5 separate regions of the Mus musculus genome follow, and regions 2, 3, 4 and 5 are each linked to region 1. Evidence: chromatin loops called from intact Hi-C (ENCODE). Cell type or tissue: gastrocnemius. All regions are shown on one strand. Each heading gives the region's core, and the rest is flanking DNA. Links, peaks and the distances in the headings are about the cores only. Region 1 has its middle 41 kb from the start of 1700025K04Rik. Region 2 overlaps Lrig3 (leucine-rich repeats and immunoglobulin-like domains 3). Region 3 has its middle 20 kb from the start of Gm36884. Region 4 has its middle 75 kb from the start of Gm30041. Region 5 has its middle 11 kb from the start of Gm29862.

Evidence for each region. A loop is a pair of places that touch in the nucleus more often than their neighbours do. Peaks named below come from ENCODE experiments on the same cell type or tissue, not always from the same donor. Only the 100,000 strongest peaks of a DNase experiment are listed, where the experiment ranks them.
Region 2: it touches region 1 in a loop (6-fold over the local background); 5 of 42 quality-filtered maps call a loop at or near these places.
Region 3: it touches region 1 in a loop (9-fold over the local background); 13 of 42 quality-filtered maps call a loop at or near these places.
Region 4: it touches region 1 in a loop (3-fold over the local background); 7 of 42 quality-filtered maps call a loop at or near these places.
Region 5: a loop joins it to region 1, with 4 times the contacts of the local background. A loop is called at or near these places in 17 of 42 quality-filtered maps.

The regions. Positions count from the first base shown.
Region 1 is chr10:126,328,025-126,334,001 of GRCm38, forward strand. No RefSeq gene overlaps it. Among named protein-coding and RNA genes, the nearest start is that of 1700025K04Rik, 41 kb to the right of the region's middle. In gastrocnemius, for the core only: a CTCF peak has its summit at 2,764 (motif pointing left); a DNase peak (open chromatin) is centred at 2,734; H3K4me3 peaks cover 216 bases; H3K27ac peaks cover 282 bases.
Region 2 is chr10:125,999,229-126,005,205 of GRCm38, forward strand. It overlaps Lrig3 (leucine-rich repeats and immunoglobulin-like domains 3), which reads left to right. Exons shown (of 19, transcript NM_177152.5): 10 at 861-932; 11 at 3,173-3,244; 12 at 3,714-3,877. Among named protein-coding and RNA genes, the nearest start is that of Gm29997, 22 kb to the left of the region's middle. In gastrocnemius, for the core only: no CTCF peak of the experiment used is centred there; no DNase peak of the experiment used is centred there; H3K27ac peaks cover 2,619 bases.
Region 3 is chr10:125,722,265-125,728,241 of GRCm38, forward strand. No RefSeq gene overlaps it. Among named protein-coding and RNA genes, the nearest start is that of Gm36884, 20 kb to the right of the region's middle. In gastrocnemius, for the core only: a CTCF peak has its summit at 3,211 (motif pointing right); DNase peaks (open chromatin) are centred at 3,240, 3,676 and 4,501.
Region 4 is chr10:126,166,588-126,172,564 of GRCm38, forward strand. No RefSeq gene overlaps it. Among named protein-coding and RNA genes, the nearest start is that of Gm30041, 75 kb to the left of the region's middle. In gastrocnemius, for the core only: a CTCF peak has its summit at 3,373 (motif pointing right); a DNase peak (open chromatin) is centred at 3,371; H3K4me3 peaks cover 715 bases.
Region 5 is chr10:125,782,088-125,788,064 of GRCm38, forward strand. No RefSeq gene overlaps it. Among named protein-coding and RNA genes, the nearest start is that of Gm29862, 11 kb to the left of the region's middle. In gastrocnemius, for the core only: a CTCF peak has its summit at 2,967 (motif pointing right); DNase peaks (open chromatin) are centred at 2,957, 3,511 and 4,970; H3K4me3 peaks cover 1,861 bases; H3K27ac peaks cover 801 bases.

The DNA.
Region 1 (5,977 bases), core at 870-4,869:
ACAAAGTACTTAGCACAAACAGAAGGAAGAACAAAGACACATAGGAAATAACTACAGGAAGAAGGAAAGGGGGGAGAAACAAGGAAGGGAAACAAAAAAAAAGAAGGTAGGAAGGGAGAGAGGGAGGGAGGGAGGAAGGAAGGAAGGAAGGAAAGACGGAAAGAAAGAAAGAAAGAAAGAAAGAAAGAGAGAGAGAGAGAGAGAGAGAGAGAGAGAAAGAAAGAAAGAAAGAAAGAAAGAAAGAAAGAAAGAAAGAAAGAAAGAAAGAAGTAAAGGAAGGAAGGAAGGAGAGAAAGAGAGAGAGAGAAAGAGGAAGAGAAAGAGGATGAGAAAGAGAAAAGAAAGAATGGAAGGAAGGAAGTAGGGAGGGTAGAAAGGAGGAAGGAAGGAGGGAGAGAGGAAGGAAGAAAGGAAGGGTGGAAGGGAGGAAGGAAGGAAAAGGAGACTAAGATGGTAAAAGAAAATTTGTATCATAAAACAATAAAAAAAATTCCAACTTGAATATACTGATCTTGACACTTAAAAGTCAAAATGAAATGTCCCAATACACACAGATGGGCTCACTGGAGGCAGCCTCGTGTTCATCCAGATATTCAGATGCGGTTCCTCCGAGTCAGTCAGTTTCCATACCTCCGTGTACTGATGCAGTGAGCATTCCTTGTACCTTCCTCATCCCTGAGCTTCAGCCAATTCCTTCTCCACATCCTATTCTTCATGCTCTCGTTTTCTCTCTCTCTCGCCCCTCCCCCATTGGGTCCCCCTCTCCCAATGCTTAAAGCTCCATCCATTCCTAAGACTTGCCTTATTCTGTGGGTTTTGTTAGAGTTAAAATGTCCACCGGGTCCGTAGTTTAGAAATTCAAATATTTTAAAGGAGTCTAAAGAAATCTATATGAAGTTTGCACCAGAATTATCTTTTCTTCAAGATGGCGGCATTAGAGTGGCTAAGTCCCAGTATCATGCATGTGTGCATGTGCTGTGAAGCGGCTTTTTCCTGTCTGGTGGTTTGTGCTTCCATCACTAATATCAAACAAAGAGAACTAACTCCACCTCGTACTGCAGTTTGAATGAAGCCCTGACATTTTTGGCTAGCTTCCTCTTCGTTAGTAGTAGTTCTAGACTCCTGTTGATTTTAATCAGGTCTTGGACTCATAGGGCTCACAGAGCTATCACCCACTTTGGTAGATGTGTGGTTTTTATTATAGTGGAAATTTCTTAACATAGAATTTCCTCTTACGAGCTCTTTCTTACTCCACATAAATGTGTCTTTATCTAAAGCCTTGGAGAATACAAAAGCATTGGCTTTACTGTGGATGATCTCTAAGATGCCCCCCCCCCCCCCATCTCTCAACCCCTCTCTCTTCTCAGCCCATTTGTCAACCCTGTAATTGTACCCGGTCAGCCACCCTTGCCAGATTCCCCAATCTTTCTTTTACCACTCACCATGGCTCCAGCTCTCTGCTCTGCTAATCTCCCTGATGCTCAACGGCAGGCCCCATCCTTCATCTTCCCAGAATCTTCTTTGATTTGCCGCTCTTCCAATTCTGAGAGGCATTGGCTCAATACTACCAGTCACCCCCTTTCCTACCTCCTTCAGCGCCCAGACGTCAAGATGTGTTTTTCTTAAACCCTTCTGATGCCTTGTGGACTGTTAGTTAGACCGTTGTCTTTTCTTTCCCCAGTTTCTTTGTCTTTAAACTTCAATTTTATTTCCAGTGTACCTCTTACTTAGTCCATAAATTGCTTTGACTGTCTATTTTCTGCCGGATCTTGCTTATAAAATTTTTTGTACAAGCTATATCAACAGTGAAGTCCCAGGAATCATTTTAGATATATCTGTGCACAGGGTAGAGGTTGGAGGAGGGGGGTTACTCTTCTCGCATCTACAGTCGGTATTGTGACCCAAGGCAACATGACATAGAGACATGTGGGAGACACTGTGCAGTCTATCTTCTTGCCACCAAAAGAATGGGAAACTGGAGGCAGGAAGCAGGAGAGAGAAATTTTGCCTGAAATGACGGAGAAACCCACACAGTTTCAGAATCCTCATCACCCTACACTATCAAGTAACCCCGATCTAAGGTCAAACAGGAAAACAAGTTACAATAATAATATTAATAATAATAATAAAATAGAATCAGACTATTGCCAAATTGAAAGTTGCAAGTTACCTAGATGACTCATGGTTTTGGTTGCTGTGTAAATTCTAATCATCCTGGCCTTTTGAGCAGAGTAGGGGATTTTATTTATTTTTGAATAGCAGGAAGGAAAGCAGCAGAATAAAGAAAAACACAAGAAGAAAGAAATCTAGTTATGGGCTTTCCGGGACATCTTTCCTGGGTAGGGCAGGTTTGTGATCCTCAGTTTATAGATTTACTTTTTTTTTCCCCCTAAGCAGGCTGGGCCACAGCTAAGCTAAATGGCTTTGACAATTCAAGCGGAGGGTTTAGCCCTAATTCTCCACCCCACTCCCTCCATATAAGGCCAATGCTGAAATTCAAAAAAAAAGGAAAAAATAAAACAGAAGCCAGCTCCAGCTCCACCAGAAGGACAATTTGGGGTATATGAAGGAGCAGTTTGTATTTCTGCTGAGTTCAGAAAAGATTCATTTAGATGCGGCTATGAAATTGAGTAGGTAGCCAGGAACTTAGTGAAATTGCTGGCCTGAGGGCAGAGCATGCTCCGGGCAGCGCCTGCCCTTCACGTAGCGCATGCGCAGTCTGGGCCGAGGCCGGCGGCTCGTGCGGTGCTTCACTGCCACCTACAGGAACTGTGGCCGCCGAGCCAGCGTCCTGGGTCAGGCCAGCCACCCTCTAACAACTTGCTGTGTGTGCTTTCTTACTGGAAGACTGTAGTTAATTTTTCATCAAGAGTAATTACTGTGTGAAAAGTCCAGGTCACTGTTTAATTAACTCCAACGATAAATGAACTGGATAACCTTAAGGGCTTCGTTTCCTTGCTGCAGGAAATTTGCTTTTAACTCCCCCCACCCTCAAGGTTCCTTTTTTAAAAATGAATTAATAAATGCCTAAATCATTAAATCATGCACTATACTATTATTTGCTTTCCATGCACAATTATACAAAAGAGAACGGTTGTCTGACAGCAGAAAGTTTTCCCTAAGTTATTCCCTCCCCCACCCCACCCCCCACAAGGACACTCAGAACTGCATAAATAGAATTCCCTTAACTTGAAGCACGTGTGTGTATCTCGCGGTTGAAATATGATTAGAGGTCCCTATCTCCACAGAAAAGGTTATTACAAGGTATTTTGCATAGAGCTGATTCCCAAGTGATGTCCCCCAAGCAGGAGACATTTAAAGAAGACGATCTTACAAAAGTGTTCTCTGTGTGTTTTCACACTGTTTCTCCGTTAGATGTAGCAGGATACATTTTTGGGTGGGGCTAAGATATCCAGTGAGCCCTGAGAAGTTCAGTACCGAGCCATTTGGTAACCCCCGTGGTGTTTTGGTGGCCGACTTAGCCACTATAGCAAGCCTGAACACGGAGTTTACTAGATCAGACACAACAGTATACGAAACCATTTCCCAACCTCTCCTTTTCTTTCTCTCTGCACAAACAAATCCTTCAAAGACAGTGATTCTAAAACATTTCAAAGGATTCAGAGGGCACAGAAAAGTCGAGCCTGCTTTTCTGGGCTTTCCAGTTCATCAGCCACAGCAGTAATGCTGACTTATTGAAAATCATATGAAAATCGGAGAGATAATTAGAGCTCGTTTCTACTTGGAGCAACAGCCTGAAATTTCCATTGAAAATTTACAAATTAGAGAAAAATTCGGATTTGGTATTATCTCATGCTGGAGAGCCTTACTCATACTCGGGGGGTGAGAGGACAGGGCTGTGCTCTGTGGCTTTGTTGCTGGTGTTTTCTACCAGAATGTTTCCCCCTCCCCTTTGTTTCATCTTTCTCATTTCTTAATTTATTTCCCCTTCTTCTACTGTGTGCTTCCATGAAAGGAACTCTAAATCCTCTTTAGGATGAAGTGCGAATAAAAATAAATAGGTATATAAATTTTGCTCTTGTGTTTTATGGTTCTTCTTTATACTTTTTATTCTTAATCTCTCTCTGGAATCCTACAGGTTTATCTAGAGAGACTAAACAAAGCCCATCAATATGAGTGACTGGCACTCTGTGCTCTGAGGTACAGCTGCCTCACTTGGTAGAATATCCACACCCACCCCGCACTGCTTAGCATGGCCTCTCCACAGGAAACTTCAGCAAGGCCTCCAGAGCTGTTTCTTCTCGTGCACTGTCCTCCCCAGACACTCTAACCAGTTAATACAGACATCCAGTAATCAAAACTTAATTTTCTCTGTCAAGGGTTGAGAGGCCAGAAGTCAAAATGGAAACTAATACATTCCCCAGGGCCATAATGACAGAAGCGTACAGTAAAGGGTCCTTCCTCTACTCTTCAGGCTTCTGCCAGCAACCTTGACTGTCCTAATTCCTAAACTGGCATCCATATCAACTCAATCTGCCCCCTCCTCTTTCTCCCTCTCTCCTCCCTGCCTCTCATACATCTCCCAAGTCCAAATTTCCATCTTCATCATTGGATTAGGGTCCAACATAGCACACTGTGGCCTCATCCTAAAAGTGGTCACATCTATACAGATTGTAAAGGTCACATTTGAGGTATCACATAGGCATAGATTTCAGAAGGACAGCACTCACCTCAGACACCTGTTGTGATGGGCACAGGGGACTCAGTACTCTCTAGAGGGCATGGGTTTAATGACAGTTCTTACTAAAATGAGCTGGAGAGGTAGATGGCTTAGTGATTGAAAGAGAATTCTGTTCTTGCAGGGTACTTAATTCTGTGCCTAGTATCCACGTTGGGTGGCTCAAAAGTGCTAGTATCTACAGCTTCAGGGAATCATAGGTCCTTCTTCTGGCCTATGCATTTGCACACACAAAGCATGCACATACTCGAACACACGCGCACACACATGAACACAATAATATATTTGCAAACAAAGTATGCCTTCATTTCTTAATTCAAATCGTCCCTTTGTTTGTTTGTTTGTTTGTATTTGTTGTAATGTATTTCATTTTAGTGAATACTTTCTGGTATATTTTGGATATTCCCCTCCTTTTCTTTTTCTTTTCAAAAAGGTTTTTATTGTTGTTGTTTTTAAATCAGAATAATATGCCTACAAACAACTGAGCAGACTACTGGCCAGAGACACGGATCTTCACCAGCCAGCTGTCATTTGTGAAGAAACAATGTTAGGTTTCCCTCATTCAGCACACAGCAGTGTCTGTGCATTCTCCATGAGCCATTTCAGAGCACACAGATAACATGTGTTATTAGAGTACCTTGGTTGCATACACCATTTGGAGGACATTTGTAAATACAATCTCTCTCCCACATACTTGTTTTCTGAACTGGGAGCACATGTGTCAGGAAAGAACCCAAACAATGTTTTGTAAGAGCTAAATTTGGAAGCAAGGGGTTGACTTTCCCATCTGTACAGCAGTGTAAAGGTTGCCTAAAGTGAATCAAAGTTCTTGTAATCGGTGACTCTATCAGGAAGGAACAGGATAAAACTGGCATTTAGAACTGGTAGATTGGAGTTCCATTAAGAATAGTCTTTCTTGGGTTGGAGAGATGGCTCCGTGGTTAAGAGCACTGACTGCTCTTTCAGAGGTCCTGAGTTCAACTACCAGCAACCACATGGTGGCTCACAACCATCTGTAATAGGATCCGATGCCCTCTTCTGGTGTGTCTGAAGACAGCTGCAGTGTACACACATCCAGAGAGGATGGTCTTTCTTTACTAGAGAGATGTCCGCATGGTCTCTAGCCAGGAGTAAAGAGCCTTCAGTTGGGAAGTACAGACTTGTAAATAAAAGGCATTGAGCCCATCCCTTGGCAGTGGCTAATGAGAGCAGAGTGGCATTGGAATTCTTGCCCTGAAGTAATGCAAGCATCTGCCTCCCGTCCTGGCATCTGGCTGG
Region 2 (5,977 bases), core at 1,122-5,121, 330 kb before region 1:
TCAATCCTGGAATTTGTCTAACTATTCATTCTGATACCTAGATAGGAACTTGCAAATTATGTTGGCTGTTACTCATTAGGGACGGTCACTGTGTAGAAGTGACTGTCTTTAAGAGATGCAAACACTTTTTGTTTTGCAATGAAATAGTCTTATAGACTGTTCTGTTTTCAGTTGATGATGAAGGGCATTTACAGAGAAAGAGTGGGGGAGCAAGCTGCACTGGGCGGGAGTGGGCAGTGTGATCCCCAGAGAGACTTCCGTAGCACCTGTGTTAGCGGACTGCACTTGCTGATGACTCTTCTATTGCTGTGATAAAATCTGACCAAAAGCAACTTAAGAGTTTATTTTGGCCTATGGTTCTAGACAGCTAGCTGTCTACCATGGTAAGAAAGCCATGGCGTCTGTTAGCAGCAGGAAGCTGAGAGACCACATCTCCGTTGCACACACAGGAAGCAGAATTGGTGCCAGACTATTAAACTCTCAAAGCCCAGCCCCAGTGACATACTTCCTCCAGCAAGTCTTCATAGCCTAAGCTTTCCATGGCAGTTCTGCCAGCTAGGGACCACATGTCCGAATACATGAGCTCACGGGGTCATTTCTTATTCAAACTGTTACATGGAGGAGTCTGTTTAGTACTTTGAAACCCGTGTTTGGTAATGTTACTGAATGAGATTCGAAGAGTCTAATCTTTCAAGTTACTGAACAAGATATGAAGAGTCCAATATTTTGGGTTACTTTGTTTAATTCAAGATAATAGTATTGCTCACCAATGAAAATAGTCATTTTTATAAGAATTCTGCTCCTAAAATGGCTTTCTAAAGTTAACTACAATGTGATTATATCTCTTGCCACCCCTGTAGAATTCTCCAGGGAAACCGGATTCGATCTATTACCAAAAAGGCCTTCGCTGGTTTGGACACATTGGAACACCTGTGAGTATTTGGAATTTAGTTCTCCTAAGGGTGCTCCAGGAGGGGTTTCTGTTTATAAAACAGTTGTGACAATATTCTCCCCATGTTGGAAAAGCTATTTATACATCTACCTGCCATTTGTCATCTTGCTTTCTGTCTACCATCAGTAGGTTATCTCTGAGCTTTCTTAGGATATAGTCTGGAGATATATATATACACACACACATACTATTTAGTACTTAACAAGAATTCTGTTCAGTAACTGTTGCTATTGTTTTAAAAAGTTAACTAGAATCCCTGAAGATTCGTGGGTTCTGTTTGTTTCCAAGTTAAGATGACTTAAATTTTAAAGAACAAGAAGAAATCCTTGGGAGTGCCACGGTGGGGATTTGAGGGCAGATGGTGGTATCTTGAGAAACTCTGTTGTTGTAATTACTTGATGTAAAACATACAGCCGAGATTTCTCTGTTTTTTTCTCCTGGTCTGCACTCATCAGTTGTGGACTGCCAGGAAAATAGGCTTTCTCTGGCTTCACAGAGATCCTATTTATCCCTTTATCCCTTTCCCCCTATATCCTGTATCCCTTTAGCCCTTGACCGGTTATGGTCCTGGGTCCATGTGGGTCTCAGGAACCTTTGGCACACATTTTTTAAAAATGAGATTTCTGGGTGGAAGGTTCTCAGCTACTTAAAGAAGACATTTAATATTGTGCAAGCTGGCCCAATGAACTGTTAGTTTCCTATTTGGATAGCCAGATCACAATGTAGGTTAGACTGTGCTTGCTTTATTGAGGAATGCTGTAGCCAGCAGTTTCCCTATGTGTTAACTTGGACACATGCTATCATTTAAGTGGACATTTGGATTGTGCCTCACCGGGACTGTGAATTTGGGTGTGATCTGTCTGTTGGCAACCTTGTGGGCATTTCCCGACACTGTACCAGTCGTTCAGAGAGAGAGAGACACGGACTGCCAGCCCCACCTAGGACAGCGCAGCAGTTAGAAATGGCAGAATGAGTCTGCAAAACTGAGCGCCACAGCATCAGGCCAGGATTGCTGTTATTGAAACAGATTGTTTTCAAAGGAAAACTAGCCAAAGGGTTTGTCAACTGGCCCGTTCCATTTCTGGGAAAGTGGAATTAGTGGATCAGCAGAGTATTAACCTCTGCTTCAATTTTCTTTAACCTTCCCTGACTCGCCCAGACTCTTTCCCTATCCAAGTCTGGCACTTTTGGTCTTTGTTTTCTATTTCTACATGTCTCATTCAAAATCCCCTTTGTGTGCTGTGAACCCTGTGTGTGTGTGTGTGTGTGTGTGTGTGTGTGTGTGTGTGTGTGTGTGTGGTATGTGTGTGTGTGTGTGTGTGTATGTGTGTATGTGTGTATGTGTGTATGTGTGTGTGTATGTGTGTGTGTGTATGTGTGTGTGTGTATGTGTGTGTATGTGTGTGTGTGTATGTGTGTGTGTGTGTGTATGTGTGTGTGTGTATGTGTGTGTGTATGTGTGTGTGTGTATGCGTGTGTGTCTGTGTGTATGTGTGTGTGTGTGTATGTGTGTGTGTATGTGTGTGTGTGTATATGTGTGTGTGTGTGCATGCGTGCACGCGGGGGATGGGGGAGAGGAATGTAACCATCATGGCTGGCAATTGACTTCAAACTGCTATAAAGTACCAGTTAAAAATAAAGCCAACACAAAATGTCCTCCCATTTTATAGCTGTCCTGCCTGAAACATTACTTGGTTTAATAAACACATTGCTGCCTTTGCAGCAGTGAGCTCTGTGGGACAAAATCAGGCTGGAATAGAAAATAATGGGCTTAACAACCTCCTTCCCCCTTCATGCCAAGCTGCGTAGTGAAGCCATCTTTAGCTGAGTTGCTTTGGGGATATGTGTGATAATGTATGCTAAAATCACTCGGCGCAGCACGTTATCACAGAAAGTGGGCTACCAGTGTTGTTTCCTAGGTTGTACCCCTAACTAATAGTGAATTTGAATAATGAGAAATGAAATGAGACAGCAGGCAGATCAGCCTGAGAGCCCTGAGGAGTGGACATCCTGGGCGGGTGACACAAGTAACTTCCCTGACCAGACTCTGGGTGCCTTGGTCGGAGCTTTGTGAGGGGCTTCTCTGCGCTTGTCCCGTTTACACATTTCAGCATGAAGTGTTTGGTTGGTGAACAGCCTGGGTTGTAGGGTGTGGCCCAGGCTTTAAGGACACACACCCTGGCCATAGTTCACCAGCGGGTTTGATTTTCTGTCTTCCAGGGACCTGAGTGGCAACGCCATCATGTCTCTACAGAGCAATGCGTTTTCCCAAATGAAGAAACTTCAGCAGCTGTAAGTTTTCCCTTTTTCTGCCCTAAGGGGGATGTCATGTGACGCAACATCTACAGAAAGCGTCTAGCACATTCTTGACATTATTAATGGTTATACCGGGAAACAAGGGGAGCGGGCCATTTATTCCCTTGGTTGCAACTGGAATTTCTTTTTCTGTTTTGAATTTGTAGCTTAAATTCGTGAGACCATATATAGTATGGTTCCTAAATATAGTTCTCGTTTTCCATTAGCTAGGAATTTCTGATGTATCGGTACTTATTCCTCCATAGGACAATAAGAACAGCAAAGACCAGGGGCCCTGCTAGCTCTGTTTCTTACATTTACCGTAGACTGTAGAATATTTACAACATCACACGTTCGGTTTCCTGATCCCCCCCTTCCCCGCTTGCCTCATATTTACGTAGGTTTGATTTACGTTTAGAAATCTGCATTTCATGCAAAACAAAATGAATGTAATTCTTCTCCTCAGGCATTTAAATACGTCGAGCCTTTTGTGTGACTGCCAGCTGAGATGGCTCCCACAGTGGGTGGCGGAGAACAACTTTCAGAGCTTCGTAAATGCCAGTTGTGCCCACCCTCAGCTGCTGAAAGGGAGGAGCATTTTCACTGTCAGCCCAGATGGCTTTGTGTGTGGTAAGTAAAGCGCCATCCTTGGTTTTTATTAATTCTCTTTCATTTCCCGCTCCTTTGTCCAAATGATGGTTTCGAAGAGATCTGTGTCCTCTGAATAAGCTTTTCCTCTTCTGCTGAGGTAGACAAAGTGGATCTGTTGTCTGCCGCTTGTTAAAGTTTTACAGATGTTGGTAGAGTTTTGGTATTTGTTTTAGCATCCGCGTGGTTTGCTGGCAGGAATGAAGTTGGAGCTTGAGAGAGCTGAGAGTCGGCCTGGCTCCCCTTTCACTGCACTTCCCCCACCATCCTGCACCCAGGCAGTGGAGACCCTTCCTGGGTTTTGGTGCCGCTTCTGGAAATGTCATACACACCTTTGTCCGTCATGATACTACATTGAGGCTTGCTCTCTTAATTCTAGAGACTGTTGGGAAAACCGTAGTTCCTAGTAGTCACTTTCAAAGATGGTCCCTGGACCTAGGAACTGCATTTGTCGTGTTAGTGGCAGTCATACCTGGAGGCTTGTGTGTGCTCTACCACTGAGCTGCACCACCAGCTCCCCACCTCTCACCGTTTTCTTTGTTTCTAAATATTTGAGGTGTGTGTGTGTGGGGGGGTCTCAGTGAGTAGTCTTGAACTCTCTCTACAGTCCAGCCTTCTATGGGGTCATAACTCTGAGCTACCTACCAGTCCAGGGAACTTGAAAGCTTCTTAACTGCCATTTCCCCCCTTTTAAAAATCAGTATGCTGTCTTTTAAAAGTTATAAATCCATAAATTCATATAATTATAAATTCATAAAAATCACAAATTCATACACATATATGTGAGGCTATCCTTTTTCAGCCCTTCCCCCACCCCCAAACCCCCTTCTCCCAGAATCTGGTTCCAAGTTTCCTGTCTTTTTGGTGGCCTGCTGTGTTTAACCAGTGTTGTCTGTGTGAGTGAGCATAGATGAGTGAATTATTTACTTGTGAAAGGACAATGCATTGTAGCATGTGACTCCCCATCCCTCAGTAACCATTAACTGCCTATAGCTCTCAAGGAGGAGTAGCACTAACGATGAGCCCCTCTAGCAGCCAAGATAGAAATATTGATGACCCAGCCTTGTATTTTGGGGCAGTTTGCTTTCTGCTCTTTATCCCTGGGGTTTTTTGAGAGGCCTGTAGGAAAAAAATAAATAAGTAGCTAAAGAATTAGGGCTACTGAGACATTAACTGCTGGTGGGTAAAGCATTAGGAATGGCAATTGAATTTGTTGTAAATAACTTAAAGATCCATTATCTTAGCAATCACGAGTCTCAGAATTTGAAGTCTCCCAGAGTTCCTGTATATAGTTAGGAACAGACCATGGTTAAAAAAATAGTTTTCATCTCTGACTCAGCTTTCTGTCAGCTCTTCACTCTTTACAAAAATAAATATGTGTATAAAACACAAAATCTAAATTTGCTTAAATTTAAGTTCATGTGAGGAAATACTACAGACCCACATTTTATACTGACATTTAAGTGTGACTAACACTGCTTTGTATATATATATGTGAGTGTGTATAATATTGTATACACACAAATGTATATATTTATATATATAACTTGTGCATATAATCATGTATTATATATAGCCTATATCACATATTCATATATTGCATATCATCATATTAAATATATTAATATATATATTTTAGGTTGCAGGATTTAAAGGTGTCAGCAAGTTTTTGGAAATAAAACCTCTGATATAGGCTTTGGATGCAAGTAAGCTTTTGGCAATCATCCACAAGGGCCTGCGTTATTCCTTCTTATACCTTTACCCCACAGTCTCCCAGTTCTCTGGCCTGGATATATGAACTCTGCGGGCTGTGAGACAAACCCATCCACATTACCCATAGTGCTTGTCCTTTTCTTTCCTTCTCCATTGTGATCAGAACACCAACGTATGGGATGGAAACCCACAGAGAGAAACCGTCCTATATAACAGGCATGGGCACAGTGTAGAAGGCCGTCAGCTAAGCCATGGTCAGAGCAGCACCCTGCTTCAGCTCATGGCCCCGAAAGCTTGTGTTTTCTGATTAGCTGTTATCCTGAAGTCAGTGTTGGGAGGTCTGGTAGTTTCCTTTGGGTTTGTGTAGAC
Region 3 (5,977 bases), core at 764-4,763, 610 kb before region 1:
TACAAAAACCAGTTCAAGTAACTTAAATATAGACCAGAAACTATAAAAAAAAAAAGGCTAGGGGGAAATGTACAAGATATTGGAATGAAAAAGAATACTTAGAAGATTTCAAAAGAGAGATGGGAGGAAAAATAGACAAAGATGACTCTATCAAGCTTTTTAGCAGCAAAGGAGACAATGTGAAGCCTTCAGAAGAAGAAAGAACATTTGACAACTTTATAAACACATAGCACACTCCAAAAGTTAGATCATAGCAATAGTAACAGGTAAGCTCAGGGAAACCCTTGGAAAAGAAGGCAAAGGAATGTAAGGGCCACAGGGCCTGGAGGGCACCAGGAGGACACAGGAGGACACCCTCTGTAGGAGGTGGTTCTGATGTTTTGATTGGGAATCTGCATGTAAACCCTGAAGGTCCTCTTCCCCAATTGGTTCTTGATCAATCAATAAAGATACTAATGGCCAATGAGCTGGGCAGAATAGATGGGCGGGATCTCCAGTTTTCCTGCAGGCAGGCTAGCAGAGCAAAGGGAGAAAGTTTTCACCATGCTTTGGAGGAGCCACAGCCATGTGAGATCTAGTGTAGAGTGGTCATTGGCCACTTTCTCAACTGGGCCTGGGGTAGCAGATGGGATATTCGAATGTCATAATGTGATAGCAGAGGAAGGCGTCTAAGAGCCCAACCATTGAACTAAAGTGTATCAAAGATAAGCTAGTGTGTGTGTGTGTGTGTGTGTGTGTGTGTGTGTGTGTGTGTATGTGTGTGTGTGTGTTTGTGTAAGCTAATGTGTATGTGTGTGTTTCATCCATGGATCTGAGGGAACCTGGGTGGAGCTGGTAGCATGGTCCACCTAGAGCTTAAAGCAGGGTAGCAAAATCTACACACTATAGCCCTCTATCAACTGGCCAAAGTTTGTATGTATTCATGGACACTGGAGCAGCACCAGATATGTCAGTATTGTTCTGTTCTTTTTTTTTTATGTCTCTACACTGCATTGTAGTGCTAAAGTAAACAAAGTTATTATACTACAGTTTACTTTTATATACTGTGTGCTTTTATTGAAGTTCCCATATATTTTTCTCTAAAAATAATTTAGTAACACAGAGATAGGTTATTTCTCTGATAGGTTATTTCTCCTCCAGTGAAATGAGCCAATTCAAGCCAGATTAGAATATATTAAAGGCAGGTTCATTGGGAAGCTGCTCTCAGGCAGGCGAGTTCTCTTGCCCCAAGGAAAGAGGCCAGGGAAGTTGCCACAAGGGGGAGGGGGTTGCACAGAAGAAAGAGAGAAAGGACAAAAAGGTGTGTGTGTGTGTGTGTGTGTGTGTGGAGAGAAGAAAAGGACAAGAGAGAAGGAGAGGGAAAGGGAGAGAGGGAGAGGGAGGAGAGAGAGGAGAGGGAGAGGGAGGAGAGGGAGGGGAGGGGGAGGGGGAGATCTGGATTATATAAGGAGGAGTCTCTAGGGGAAGGGCAGCCCAGCTCTGGGCTGGAAAGTTCAGGGTTGGAGGAGGGGTATGCAAGGTAGGGACTGAGGGATGTAGGGAGAACCTGGAGGCCAGGTCCGCTTTAATATGTAAAATATGCACCTCAGTCCCTTGTTTTGGGGGTCTGGAACCAAACACACAGTTTAATACACATACATCAAAATAAAACATACATGACATATGGGTTGTGAAAAACATCAATATTGCTAATCAACAGGGAGATGCAAATCAGAGCTACAGAGTATTACTCCAATAAGAATTATTGATATCAATGTAACAAGAGACCAAGAAATGCTGGTCAAGATGGGAAGGAAAGGAACCCTGGTGCACCATTGCTAGAAATATAACCTAATACACCCATTATGGAAAATAGTATTGGGGTTCCATAAAATAAAACTACTGTATGATCCACCCATCTCACTACTGGGTATCCAAAGGGAATTTAGTGGGCACATTGAAGAGACATCTGCACTCTCATGTTCACTGAAATGCTGGGATGGTTTGTATGTGCTTGGCCCAGGGAGTGGCACTATTTGGAGGTGTGGCCCCATTGGAGTAGGTGTAACACTATGGGTGTGGGCTTTAATACCCTTGTCTTGGCTGACTGGAAGTCAGTATACTGCTAGCAGCCTTCAGATGAAGATGTCAAACTCTCAGCTCCTCCTGCACCATGCCTGCCTGGATGCTGCCTTGCTCCTGCCCTGATGATAGTGGACTGAACTTCTGAACCTGTAAACACCATCCCCAATTAAATGTTGTCCTTATAAGAATTACCTTGGTCATGGTGTCTGTTCACAGCAGTAAAACCCTAACTAAGACAAATGCTATCCATGGGAGCCAAGCTGAAGAAACTCTCTAAGTTTCTCATGGTTGATGGATGGATACAGTGAATATTAAAGTGGATTACTTACTATTCTGTCACTCACAATACAATGTGATCATTCAAAAATATAAATAAATAAATAAATAAGCACAGATGAAAAACCAGAGATTGTAATGTTAAATGAGATAAGCCAACAACAGAAAGCCAACTGCCTCGAGAGTTCATTCATAAATGGAATCTGTATGAGATATAGAAAATAAGGGTAAGGTGTTTGGAGCGAGTGGAAAGGGTGGGTTAAGAAATGTTGGCTAACAGGCAGTAATGTACAGTTATGGAGAAGGAAAATCTGGCCCGCCGCTGCCCAGTGGGGTCACTGGATGACAACAGCACTGTGTGTTTTAAAAAGCTCCAAGGAACGATCCTGTCTGTTCTCATGATAAGCAAATTATACGTGTGTGAGGAATTAGATGCGTCTGGATTTCGTATTATGTGATATGTGTACATACAACAGTGTAAGATGGTGCTCCGTCAACATGTACAATTGTATGTTGTAATGTATCCCCTAAGGAATTTTGGAAGTGGCCATTTAATTTATTTAATTCAGTAAAACATGATGCTGTTCTGGGACACGCAGCTCCGTGGCTAAGCACATCTTAGTTTGCAAAGGGCGATGGGATCCATCCTCCACCCATAAAAACGTACACGTAAGCCCAACTATATGTGCTATCTTGCATGATAGCAGATTGATTTAACTCAATAATAATTCGATTCGCCTACCTATAAGTAAACGTTAAGACACAGTCATTGCAAGTTGCAATGTTCGTGTGTGGTTTTTTTTTTTTTTTTTTTTTTTTTTGTACTGACCACTAGAGGGCAAGACAATCTAGCAGATTCGAGTAAGCCTAATTTTACCCTACAGAGGGCGGTACCCACCACGCTGGGCAAACGCGCCCACGTGCTCCACCAGGTCCCAGCCACTCACATCTGCCTTCTCCTTGAGGGTGATTGAAGAGCGGAAGAAAAGGCTACGGTCCTCTCAAGTAAACAATTTGTTGGCTGGCTCTTCTAAAGTTATTAGGGAAGTAGGTTCAGTTAAACAATTTTATTTTTCTAGATTTAAGTAGTTTAAGTCTGAAGTGAGAAGGAGGGAAGTCTCGAGTTTGAAGATAAATCTTCACAAAAGGGGAACCAGGAAACATGTGAAAATCATCTCCAATCAAAGGGACCCAGGGTTCCGCCTTGCCTGTTCTATAAACACACAGCATGGGTTTATCCTACAAGTCAAAGTCTTGAATTAGCAACATAAATAACCCTCCAGGGAAACAAAGGAAGGCTATGGGGGAGGGGCGGGCAGAGGGAAATCTCGAGTCTCAGACCCAGCATCTGGGACAAGGCCCAGCGTCCCTTCTGCTCAGCCTCAGTGGCCTGAACTGACAAGAGTGGGTGTCAAGTGCGGCTGCTCCTGACTTTCTCACACTGACTTAGCCCTGCCTCAACAGATGCAAAGCTCCTCTCTCTCCCTCTATAGGGGAGAATCTCTTCTACCCAAAGTTGGGATGGGAAGTGCGCATGCGCACAGCCACACAGGCGCCATTCTGTACAATCCTCTAACTTTAAAAGTGAGCCAAGTAAGAGATGATATTTCGCTGGCTCTTTAAAAATCTGTATTTTCTTTTCTTTTCTTTTCTTTTCTTTTCTTTTCTTTTCTTTTCTTTTCTTTTCTTTTTTCTTTTCTTTTCTTTCTCTCTCTCTCTCTCTCTCTCTCTCTCTCTCTCTCTCTCTCTCTCTCTCGCTCTCTCCCTCTCTCTCTCTCTCTCTCCCTAGCTCTCTCTCTCTCCCCCTTCCTTCCTTCCTTCCTTCCTTCCTTCCTTCCTTCCTTCCTTCCTTCCTTTCTTTCTCTCTCTCTTTTTTTCTTTTTGTTATTTGTATGCATCTCTACAACTAGTATTTTGAAGATAAATTTTTGACCCTTTCTTGAAAGAAATCAACAAACGGGGGGGAAAAATAAAAACTTCTGTTAAATTTTCTCTTTTAAGAAAGAAAACCAGGGCTGGACTAACAGGAGCGTGCTACGCTAATCTTTGGTGCCGTGGCACAAGGGAGTAAACTTGAGACTAGACAAGCAGAAATGTCTCTGACCCTTCTCTCATCAGCTGAGGGCTGCCCTGTCTGGATCTAGGGACAGGAAGGACTGTGGCCAGCAGCCAGAGATGCCTGAGCTGAGGCCCCGCGAGTTCCCCCAGCTTTGTAAACTGTTTTTTTGTTTTGTTTTGTTTTGTTTTGTTTTGTTTTATTGCACACTCGATCTAGCAAATGTTTCCTTGATTCTCCACTCGTCATCAAGTCTGCCATCAAACATGTAAGCTGATCTCTTCCTTGGGGTCACCTAAAAACAATATGAAGTAAGTTTATGTATGATGTCTGCTTAAGCTGTCTGCTCACAGCAGTCCCAGGTTCTGAACCTCATAGAGACAAAGGGAAAAGAAATTCTTCTCCTACGGAATGGAAAGGGGCCGATTTGGGGATACTTGACAGGGGTTCTTTTGACACTGTTTTTGTTTTGGATTTTGTTTTCCTCACAAAGTTTTTTTGTTTTTCGTTGTTTTTTTGTTTTTGTTTGTTTGTTTTGTTTTCCTTAGCGAATATTTGTCTTTAGTGTTGAGATTATGTGGCTGCAGCTGATCATGTATTTATGACATGTGACCTTGCACGGTTACACCTGGAATGTAGTGGTTAATCCCCACAGGAACAGGCTGTCCTCTTTCTCCTCCACGTGGTTGAGATAGATGCATGGTTGAGATAGATCGAAAGAAAAAGAGAGAAAGGGGCGGGGGAGGATACATCACCTTATCATTGGCACAATTGGAACCGCTCTTTGGGATAGAGCCAGAGAAACCAGTGTGAACTCAGACGCAATATCTGAGGGAGGAAAAAAAAAAAGGGAAACAGATTCTGAAAATGATTGCTAAATTACTTTCTGTATATAACCTTATCTTTTTTCAATCTTTCTCCGAATAAGAGGATTCACAACTTTAACTCTACCATAGACTATATCAGAGACTCCTCTATAAATCATCTAAGGACCCAATTAACTTTGGGGAGAAGAAGACAGAAAAGGACTTCATTTATTTGTGAACATGGTTTTTAAATTTTACACTACATTTTCATTTTATTTATTTGGTGTGAGTGTGCGTGTGTGTGCTGGGGTCAGGGTGGGACATGTTTGTGAATGGTGTCAGAGGTGCTCCCCTCTGCTGGTCACATTTTCTACTTCCCCTGAGAGATGGCTCCCTGATGAAAGAGCACAGGCTGCTCTTGCAAAGGACCCAGGTCCAGTTCCCAGCATCTACATGACGACTCACAACCAACCACAGGGAAGTCCAGTTCCAGGGGTTTGAGCCCCTCTTCTGACTTCTTCGGGGCAACTGTATGTATGTGGCGTTCTGTAGAGGAGCAGGCACCCACATAGACAGAAATAAAATTAATAAAATTGTTAAAGGATCTTTTCACTTGGGGATATGACTTTGACATGTCTTTCTGTTTCAAGATAAGTAGAAGCCATTCTCCTGCAATGGCATCTGGGATGGTTTGTGTGTGCTTGGCCCAGGGAATGGCTCTATTTAGAGGTGTGGCCTTGTTGGAGTGGGTGTGGCCTTGTTGGAGTGGGTGTGG
Region 4 (5,977 bases), core at 891-4,890, 160 kb before region 1:
TTTCCTCCCCAACTTGCTTCTTGGTCATGATGTTTGTGCAGGAATAGAAACCCTGACTAAGACAAGTGGCAGCCAGGACATCAAAGGGTACTGACGGAGTCACAGGGTAACATCACAGCTCCTTATTCTACTCTTAGAGTACAGGCAGACCACTACCAAAACACATATGTTATACACAGGGTTGCCATTTAGCTTAGGGACTGAGTTTACATAGAAAAACTATTCTATGGAGAGTTGGAAGGAAGCTTCCAAACAAATGGAAAGAAAAGAAAGACAACTGGTGGATGTCAGCATTGAAATGGTGCACATGTTTATAAGTGTTGGGCAAAGGTATGATAGCTTTTACCATATAATATGTCATAAGTACATCAGTGAACAATTAATGACCTGCCTGAAATGCTGGCCTGTGATCACCAGTCCATTAGTCAGTAGAAGATGCAAAGAGAAGCCTCACACAAATCTTAGAGCTGAAAAATTAGGACTAATAACTCCTAATAACTAATAACACAACAGATGGGATCAACAGTTAAGTGAGAAGAATAAAAGAAAAAAAATCAATGAATTTGAAGACAGGGTAACAGAAATAAATCAGTCTGAATGGACAGAAACCAGTCAACAGAGATCCCAGAATACCAGGGACCATGGAACTGAAGCAAACGATCTAGTTTCTGTCACTGGAGTCTTGGGGCAGAAGAGAATTCCACTTGAAGAAATAATCAGATACTACTCCAATTTGGGAAGAATTTAAAATAAGACAAAGCCGAAGAATCCATGCAGAGCCATACTATAGGCTTCTAAAACAAAGGACGGATTTTATATAGCAGCCAGGGGAGAGTGGCATCTCCTATGGGGAGAAGCAATTCAAGTGTCTGCAGGTTTCCCATCATAAACCGTGGAGACCAGGAGGAAGTAGCTCTTTTCCTTCTCTCTTTTCTTTCTTTCTCTCTTTTCTTTGTCTCTTTTCTTTTTTTCTTTCTTTTTCTTTCTTCCTCTTTTTTTTATTTAGTCAGTATAGAATTCTATTCCCAGATTTTTTTTTTTTAAGTTTCCTTTCAAGAAAATTCAGGAATGGAGAAATGAAGACATCTCAGATGAAGGGAACTTAAAAGGATTTGTTTCCAGCTTGCCTGAAAAGAATAGCTAAAGGGTGCCCTCTAAGAAAGAAAGAAGACATCAATCCAAAAGGCATGCGGTACAAGAGAAAAAGGTAAGTGAGAATAGAAGTAAGCATAGAGCCTTGCTTTTCATCTACAATTTAATGTGAAAATTCATCTAAAATGTAGATTCTAAATCCTATCGGATGCTTGAAGCAAAGATTATAACACTGCAGTACAGATGTGACTATGAGCATGTGAGATGAACAGGGAAGGGGAAAGGGTGGAAGGGGAGTACGTTTTCTATTCTTCACTTAAAATGTTAGAACTGCGCTGGAAGCCGTTGATAAGTTTTGCAAATATGAATGGAACAGAATGGAAAACACTACACTCTGGGAAAGAGTCTGGAAATTTCTTTAAAGACTGAAACCACAGCTGTAATACAACCTTGAAATCCTCCCCCCGCCCCCCGACCCCGGGAGTATTTATCTCAGAAATGGAGACTCAGGCTGGGTGTGGTGGGAACAACAGTAATATCAGCACTGAAGACACTGAGAGAAAGGTTGATTGCACTGAGTTAGAAGCAAACCTGGACTCCCCAGCAAAACGCCAGAGTTGGAGAAAGAGTATGGCAGGGCCGTGGCATCCACGAACTCACAGTGGCTGTGGCTACATGCCCAAGATGTGCAAGATCAAAGCACTAAAATCTCAGGGTGGATGGGAGAGAGGCTCGTGAGATCTCGCCGGTGGCTGAGGAGCTACTGGCAAAAGAGTCAGTCTCCAAGTAGGAGTGCTCCAGCAGATGCTCTTACATCCAGGTACATGCCCAGACGCACAAAGTGGACTCCGTTTAGGTTCATAACAAAACATCCTGAGACGGAGAGGTAGGAAAAAGGCGGGGAAGTGCAGGGAAAAGGGGATGAACAGGAGAAGAAGGAATTGTGGGTGAACTTGATCAGATTACCTTATATGCATGTGTGAAGTTTTTAAACAGAGGCCAATTAAAACTAAAGGAAGGATGTGGGGCAAGGGAATGAGCGTGGCTGCGAAGGGTACGAAGGGCAGTGGGGGCTCATCACCGAACTTCCTAGGTTAGGTCTACGCAGCTGGAGATGCCTTGCGCTGGGGAACACTGACAAGGAAACATGGTAGCAGGAAGCACAGGGTGCCAAGGGCTCCACGCAGAAGGACTTCCCTTCAGCACCCCTCCTAGCTCCTTCCTATGGTGCGCTTCCTCAGACTCAAGGGTGGCTCTCCTCTGTAGCGGGAGGTGTGTCTAAGTCCTTGCTGGCTTTACTACAGCTACTGCTATTCTTGTTTTATGTCTGAGGAGCCCGGAGCTCGGAGAGGTTATCTGTTAAATGTCACCCACCTTGTAAGCAAACAGGACTTCTAATCTGAGTCTTTCATCTGGCTAACCTCAACTTTCAAACTCACTTAAGCATCACAGTGTGCCGCTTGGATTCCTAGGTACAATACACGAGGACAGAAACGGTACAAATAAAATCAGGGGAAAGGTGAGTTAAAGCCGGCAGCAGATTCATAGGAAGGACAGCTGGAGTGGTGTATGGAGCGCTTCGGTGTACAATGAAAACTGATTCTAAGACGTAGGCAGGGTGGGAGGGTGGTGCAGGGGCGGGCAGGGAGCGGGTGTCAGCCGACAGTGTTCCACTTACCACCAATATTATGGAAGTGACTTGCTTTGAATCAAGATGGAAATTTCTACTTGTAAAGTAAAATAGAGCCGCATTAAAAAATCTGTTTAGGAAGTCACTCGTGCTTGGATAGACAAGACAACATGTTTCCTAGCAGATAGAAATGACCGGAATCGTGTAAAACCGCAGGATTTCAAAGGCGCAAATGTTCCGATTTGTTCATTTCCAGTTTAGACATTCGCTTCCCTAGAGCATGTGTCCTATAAATAATGTAACACCCAATATAAAACCTGGCGGGAAATACAGCCCATTAAACTTCTCCCATTGTGCTTTCTTTATCTGTCATATGTTTAAATGCGGTTTTATTAACTGTGATAATTGCTCCTTTAACTGCTAATGGTAGCGCGATACTGGTAAAAACCAGCTTGGAAGGCCGTTTCCCACCTCCCCCAGCAATCCTACGAGACTGAGTATAGGATTCTTGAGTTCAGGAAGATTTGGGTTTCTTGTACGTGGCTTAGTTTGGTCTCTTACCCAGATAGAAAACGAAGGGCTTTGCTGACACATGTGTGGATTCACCTTAATAAATAATAGATGGTCCAAGTCTGCAATCCGAGACTAACCAGTAGGGGGCAGTACTGGTGTTCTCTGGTATGGTGCTCTGGTAGGCAAGAGCGCTTGCTTTCCGCTTTCCGTGGTTAAAGTGAGTTAAAGTATTTCTGGTGGCTTCTCTTGCCATGTTCAGAGAAAAAAACACTGATGTTGGTAACAAGAGAAGGGAAGGCTGTTGTTTACTGATCCTAGATCCCACATCTCCCTGCTGATTTGTCTTGTTTATTTATCATGCCTTCTGATTGGGAGCCTCCTCCCCTCCCAGGAAAGAATGAAGTGGCTACCTTCTGCAGCAAATACTTCAAGGCCTTTTCACAAAAATGGAGGTGGATAGGTATTTCTTTCTTTCTCCCTTCCTTCCTTCTTTCCTTCCTTCCTCCCCCACCAGGTTCTTCAGCATGTAAAGGAACTTCTTCAAAAAGCAACCATCAACATAATATTAAATAGGCAAACCCAGCCTTCAAGAAAGACTAAGGCAGAATTATGGGTTTGAAATCATCCCATTCTACATAACGGGTTCAAGGCCAGTCTGAGATGTATAGCCATACCTTGTCTCATCAAACTAACCAAAAAGGTAAAACTAAATGTACATTTTGGGTTTCATTCTTATGAAATAACCTTTAAAAATCATCTCAAGAAACTGAGGAAGGTGACTGATTCGAAGGTGCCTGTGTGTTGCAGGACTGTGAAAAGCCAGGAGAATAAACAGTTCACAGTAGGTCATCAGAGATGCATAGAGGAGATGGCAGGACAGATGAAGAGCGGAAGAGAGCAGATGTGTGCGAAGGAGAAAACGAGCAGGTAGTGCAAAGCCCCCTGGGAAACAGAAGCCTGGTCTAAGAGCTAGTCAGGTAGCCCTGGTCAGAAGAGTCTAGCAATGTAACCCACAGAACAAGCCCACAGTTCTCACTAGACTCAAATCCACCCTGGGTCTCCGTTGAAATAGTGACTTCTCTGGCACATTGTGTCCTAACTCACTTCAGAAAGTCCAGGATGCAGGAAACTGTGCCCCTCAACAGGAGATTGGGAGTTGGATCACCTGAGGTACTTTGGCAGCCTTTGAGATCTGCACGCGATTACCCTCTAGGGCAGCCTTGCTGCTATAAGGGTCTCTGGCAGCTGGACTGAGGACATGAAACCTGACAGAGGCCTTGTCTCTCTAGTAGATGTCAAATGCTTATCAGCTGATTGGATTCTTTTTTTTTAAAAAATATTTTTATTAGGTATTTTCCTCATTTACACTTCCAATGCTATCCCAAAAGTCCCCCATACCCCCCCCCCCCACTCACCTACCCATCCACTCCCACATTTTGGCCCTGGCGTTCCCCTGTACTGGGGCATATAAAGTTTGCAAGACCAATGGGCCTCTCTTTCCAGTGATGGCCAACTAGGCCATCTTTTGATACATATGCAGCTAGAGTCAAGAGCTCCAGGGTACTGGTTAGTTCATAATGTTGTTCCACCTATAGGGTTGCAGATCCCTTTAGCTCCTTGGGTACTTTCTCTAGCTCCTCCATTGGGGGCCCTGTGATCCATCCAATAGCTGACTGTGAGCATCCACTTCTGTGTTTGCTAGGCCCCAGCATAGTCTCACAAGAGAGAGCTATATCTGGGTCCTTTCAGCAAAATCTTGCTAGTGTGTGCAATGGTGTCAGGGTTAGATGTGGAGAAAGCATTTGACAAAATCCAACACCCATTCATGATAAAAGTCTTGGAAAGATCAGGAATTCAAGGCCCATACCTAACCATGATAAAAGCAATCTACAGAAAACCAGTAGCCAACATCAAAATAAATGGTGAGAAGCTGGAAGCAATCCCACTAAAATCAGAGACTAGACAAGGCTGTCTACTCTCTCCCTACCTATTCAACATTGTTCTTGAAGTCCTAGCCAGAGCAATTAGACAACAAAAGGAGATCAAGGGGATACAAATTGGAAAGGAAGAAGTCAAAATATCACTTTTTGCAGATGATATGATAGTATATATAAGTGACCCTAAAAATTCCACCAGAGAACTCCTAAGCCTGATAAACAGTTTCAGTGAAGTAGCCGGATATAAAATTAACTCAAACAAGTCAATGGCCTTTCTGTACACAAAGGAAAGGATCTTTACCTATCCTAAATCAGATAGGAGACTAATATCCAATATATATAAAGAATTCAAGAAGATGGACTCCAGAAAATCAAATAACCCCATTAAAAAATGGGGCTCAAAGCTGAACAAAGAATTCTCACCTGAGGAATACCGAATGGCAGAGAAGCACCTGAAAAAATGTTCAACATCCTTAATCATCAGGGAAATGCAAATCAAAACAACCCTGAGATTCCACCTCACACCAGTCAGAATGGCTAAGATCAAAAATTCAGGTGACAGCAGATGCTGGAGAAGATGTGGAGAAAGAGGAACACTCCTCCATTGTTGGTGGGATTGCAACATTTACAACCACTCTGGAAATCAGTCTGGTGGTTCCTCAGAAAATTGGACATAGTATTATCGGAGGATCCCGCAATACCTCTCCTGGGCATATATCCAGAAGATGTTCCAACCGGTAAGAAGGACACACGCTCCACTATGTTTGTAGCAGCCTTATTTATAATAGCCAGAAGCTGGAAAGAA
Region 5 (5,977 bases), core at 1,312-5,311, 550 kb before region 1:
AAATGTGCACAAGGAGGAGACAATAATAAACATATGCAGGTTTTGAAAAGCAACTACATAGAAGTAATTTCTATTGGTCTGTTGTATTTTCCTTCCCCTGACTGGGGCCAGCTCCTTTAACTATAATTTGGGTTGCAATTCTTTCCTGTCCTGTTAGCTTCTTCTTCAGTTGCTTCCTGTCTCAACTTGTATAGAGCTTTCCCATGGTAAGACCTTTGCGTAGGAGACCACAGGTGTGCTCACCAGTGTATATCAAGCATGTCAAAGGGCCACCTTTGTCACTCGGGCCTAAAGTTTTCAATACTTGGTTGCTTGAGTGCTGTACCAGAATGCTGGCCACACTACCGGTAGCTTCTTGCTTAACTTCTGCCATGAGGAACTATAGAAATAGAGGTAACTAAAGGTTTCTCTCTTCTCAGGGCAGCACTACCCTGGAGTCAGAAACGGTTAAGTATTTGTTGACCTTATTCACGTACAAATTCAACTTTAGGTTCAGCCTCCTTATCATGAGTCATAAAAACTGCAACTTTCTGGGCTAAGGTTCAGCATGCGAAGCATCTTAATAAGTTCCATGCCCAGATGTTTAAGAAAAGAATGGGCCATTGTTTGTGACCGAGTACTAGTTGGAAGACCCAGAGGGAACATTTGACAGGATGAATGTCTTTTCTAAGGATCCTGCAGCCAGCTGGACATTCAGCTGAGCCATCAGGAGACTCAGAATATGGGCATTTCAAAAGTAAACGCCTCCTCCCCAGTCCCTACTCCACACAAAGTGTGGATAGAAGTGGGTAAACACGGCACATTTACTGCTTAACGTCTAGATGATAATCATTTCTGGGAGTGTGAAATAAAGCGGAGATCTTTAAGATCTTTAAAAGATGAAGGTATCCATAGATTACCGCTCTCCCCGCTTCCAGTTCAGTCTGACCCTTTTCTACTTGACAACAGACACTAAGATGTATCCGTACGGAGAACGTCCCCAGATGTGATAACAAACAGAAACGAGGAAGCGTGCATGCTTGATGTCCTGAGTGCTGACCTCCACACACAGCACATTTTAACATACTGGAAGAGTCATGTGAAGGTATTTTCCTCCCCAGCTGAAGCAATGATTTGGAGATGTGTGCATTTGGAAAGAGGGAGCCTCAATTGAGAAAGTGCCTCCACCAAACTGGCTGTGTGCAAGCCTGTGGCTCATTTTCTTGACTGGTGATTTTGATGTGGAAGAGCCCAGCTCACTGTGGGGTGGGTGGTGCCACCCTTGGGATGCTGGTCTGGAGTGCTATGAGATGGCAGGCTGAGGAAGCCATCACAGGAGCAAGCCAGTAAGCAGCCCTCCTCCATAGATTCTCCTTCACTTTCTGCCTTGGGTTCCTGCCCTGGCTTCCCTGGATGCTGATGCACAACCTGAGAGTCATAAGCTGGAATAAACCCTTTCCTTTCCAAGTTATTTTTTGTCATTGTGATTTACCAAAGCAATAGAAATGATTTCTAAGGTTTTAAGACAGACTTCATTAAACACAACATCTAAAAAGAATTCATTAGCTCACTGCATATGCCATGCAAGTTTCAACCTCGTCATTATTTAATGTAATTAAAGACATGGGAATCTACATTAATAGATGAGAGTGAAGCCACTAACCTCATGCAGAGAGTCCCCATGAGCTGTCTTCGTGTGGCTAGGAAGGAATATGTTTAGGATTTGCCTCTAATTTCCAAACACCAAGCTACTGTGTAATTCTTCACATTAGTGAGTTGGGAGATGTACCCCCGAGTGGTAGAGTGCTGTCTTTGCACTCCTTTCAATACCCAGAAATCAGAAAAAGAACCCCAAAACAAAAAGTTCACACTCAGACACATATACACCATGCCAAGGTAAGTGAACAGGCATGTACACACTCATGGGACACTCGTGTACACAAAACAAACTTTAGCTAGTTTCTTTCAGAATGTATTAAAACCATGAAAACTTCCAAAAATATGATTAATGTTTGTTGCCTTGCCCTGTACTGCCTGTGGCCCGACCCTACCTGCCCTTGGGGGTTGGAGGTGAAGTGACTTTGAGTCAAAGGCACAGACTCCAGAAGCAGGTGAGAAACTCATTTGAATGCCTCTGCAAGCTCCTTTAATACCTTCCAGTAGGGCTCCATTGGTCCCAAGAAAGCATCTCTTCTAAACAGCAGCTCCCAATTGACTGGTATTGCTGCCTGCTTCAGCAATCCTTGATCTCCAGGCAGCCTTCAATTGGGTCCTCCTGCAGGAGATGCCTTTGCAGCTGGCATTTATGCAGAGGCCGCACTGTTCCTCCTACAAATGATAAATCCATGGAAAGTCTGAATTGGAATAAATGCACTGAGAAGTCCTGACAATCTTTTGCAATGTATTTTAAAACATTGCCCAAGAAAGGACTCTTGCATTCATACCACATGATCCAGTAAAGTGAGGTAGGCCTTATGAAAAAAGGGGAATACTGACCACCACATCCCAGATGCTTGGTGCTTTTATTGGTCCCAGCTAAGGGTCTTCTCCATTCCTTCTTGAGAAGTTACTAAAGCATGAAGACATGATCTACCGTATTTGTTCATAAACAATTGTATGATCTTTCTACTACATGTGACCATCTCTATCAAGGCTCTAGTGTTTGAACAAAGTACGTTGCTATTTAAGTATAGAATGCATTAGACAACTCACGTAGCCCATATAGAGGATGCTTACTTACCATCTCCACAGCCACAGAGATAACTGAACCTATCTGTGAAATTTAAGAAGAATGGCAATGACCTTAAGAACTAAATTTTATTTTTTTTTTAACAGACTAAAGAAAGATACATTTTCAGGTTTATTATCTCTGTGGGCATTTGTGATGTTTACAGAGGACCAATGACCAGGAGGTGGGGGAGGGGGCAAGTGTGAGTTTCTATATCACTAACCCCAGTAAGGGTGCTACACCCTAGCACAGCTGACAGGAGGGGGCATTGTTGCTCTGTGGAATTCATGTACTAGGTCACCATCAATGCTAATGGGAAAGGGGTCTGTGTTTAACTCAGGCTATAACAAAAATACAAAACTCTTTATGCAGCAGAATAGCTCTAGTAAAAAGGCAGGTCGACTCCAAAGCTATTGTGTGCAGCTTTTCTCAACGGCTTTAAGATGGCAGCCAGACTTTTGACACCTTAAATTTGATTTGGTGGTAGGTAAACTTCATTTTTTCCATGGGCATCTCCCCTGGGAAGTTGTCTTCTGAAATGCAAAAGCAAAACCTCTGCTTTGGGAAGTTTACAACCATGATGAATTCATTTTTACTCCTCTTGGATAGTATTCACAGCGGGGAGAGTTGCAGACAAGACGAACAAAAATAAAATATCCCAAGACAAGCAGTTTCAGTGATGTGGTTCCAACACCGAGCCTGCCAGAGATCTCATGGCAAGTCCCATTACTGAGATACCTCCTGCCCGGAGGAGTTTGGAAATATACGTGCACACGCTGTTGGCTCCGAGCCTCTGCTGACGTTCCTCTCGCCCTCTCTGACACCCCTCCACCCCCAGCTTAGCAGTTTAATCAAATCTATCAGAAGAGACAGCTGTGGTTCCATTTTCATTCTGGAGATAATGAGCCGGAGTCTGTGAGCTCTCCTCCAAGCCACCTCCCAGACAGACACCTCATACACTGACAGACCGGCCTCCTGGCCAGCTGTTTCTCACTATTTGAAGCTGATTAGACCTGCAGCCTTTGAGGGCTAATAGCCGCTCTTAGCATTTTGAGAGGGCCACAACTTGAAATAGCCTCCTCCCTTTGGTGGTTCCCACAGCTCTTCACTGAACCATCCAGGAAATGTAAACAGGACACTACTTCACACTCCTGAGAGCCTGCGATGTTAACTTGTTTGCCCGACACTCACTGAGTAGCTTAATTAATTATCTGTGGGTGGCAGATTACATGAAGTCACCCTAGCCCATTAAGTATGCATTTCCTGCATCTAAGTATATTATGAAAACATGGCCGTGTTTTCTTCTGGAGTTCAGAGTGTTTAGAGAGCCTGTCTTGTTCTTTAAGGCCTGGCTGCTTCGTATTTACGTTAGACTGATCGAATTTCAAATGTGAAAGTAAAGATAAAGTACCTGAAAACGTTAAATCCAAGCCATGCGTCATTTGAACAAACTTCTGACAGACACAGAGGACTTGCTAGGGCCTTCCCCACACCCCCAAGGCCACAGAGGATCCCTGTGTGTTCACCCTCCTGGGCTCCTTGCAAAGAGAATTCTTTGTGCATTACGAAACCTTCAGACGAGGTTCCTGTGGGCCCCACCTGTGGCTGAAAACACTTAATTTGGGGTCTGAGTTCCTTTAAGAGACACTGCAATGCCCTGTCTGCCATCTCTCCCCCTACCTCGGTACTTATTTTCAGTTACATCTCAAAGATTAACAAACTGATGGCGATTAAGTTCTCAATAGGTGCTTCGTTGTTAGACTCCGTAGAAGAAAGCTCAAGGAGTCTTTCTAGGACAAAAACATCGAGAAAGCAAAAAATGTCCTTCATGCCTGCTAATAATTTTCTCTGTTCTGCACATATGTTTCAGACCACAGGAGTGGGGTGGAGTTAAGCTACAATACTATCCTTATTTTGGAGAAGGGAGGGGTCCCAGCTAAGCTATTCTAGTGGGAATTAACAGAGAGAGACAGAGAGAGACACATGACCGAGAGATTTTTGGTGTGTTTTTAGTTTCTAATTGTACATGTATTTCTGGCTTTTTTTAAGGAAGGACAGAGCTATAGGAGATCTGGAATCAGAACCTAAAGTGACCTACATAAAAGCAACGCTCTGATTCCCTAATTAAACCAAGCTGCGGCTGCGGGCTCTGCAAATAGCTGCCAAAAATTCATCCATTCAATCTTCCGCTTATCCTCCAGGAATGCAGAGGGGCGGGGAAGGGGGCGGCGGGGAAGCAGAGGCCGGGGATTGTCCTAGCTCATGTATTTGCTCTCCGGTGAGGGGGTCCTGCGTTCCCGGAGCACAGTCGCCTGGGGTTGGAAAGGATCGCGTGGGGGAGGGGGCTGGGAGGCAGGGGACCAGAAGGGGGATAAAGAGAAAAACAGACTAAATGTTTTAACAGCTGCCCTATTTTTCTTCACCTATTTTGCCCAGGGATCTGGTTTCCTTCTGGGAGGAGGGCTCTCCCTGGGTCCAGGCTCGCTCCGCAGGGCCTGTTTACTCGGAGAACCACAGTCCTCTTTCTCACCTTGTTTAAGTCTTTACTTTTGAGGGAACTCAGAGCAGGAAGAAGAAACTGGAATGGTTGCTGAGCTCCGAATTTTAAGTAGAAACTGGGAACAAAGTAAAGTAAAATAAAATCTGGCCCTCCCCACCCCCCCGCACCCAGTCTCCTCCTGCCAGTGCTTCTTGGACAAGAAAAACTGTTCTTCAGCGAAGATGGTCCCTCATTCTCTCATTCTCACATAACTTCCTTTAGCTGAGCGTTGCAGACGGTATGTTAATTGAGTATTAGATGACGAAGCTGCAAAAATCGGAGGGAATAGCGCTATTAGCCAGACACTCGGGGATTCCAGCACCACACAAAGGTAAAAACCAAATGGAAAAGACCAGCTATTTATTTTTTGCTGAAAAGAGTTTGTACTGTCACTTGGGGGTTTGCTGTGGAGAATTTTCCCAGACGAAACATTTGCCGACTTTCCCTCGATTTCATTCACAGACACGCCACCTAAACATACATTAGCAGCGCCTAGTCTAGTCTATCAGAAACTCAACGCTCCGGGAGGAATCCTTACCGCCAAACATAAGTCTTAACTGTTGCCAGGATTCAGTTACGCAAGAGGACTTTGGGAGACCCAGGTACCTCAAAATGGAGCACTCCGAATTGGTATTCACGACATGTTCCTCACTAGGGTCATGCCCAGGGAAAGCTGCAGTATTTGTCAGGGTTTAGCCTTCCCACCTCTGTCTTCTCCACTCAGTTTCAGC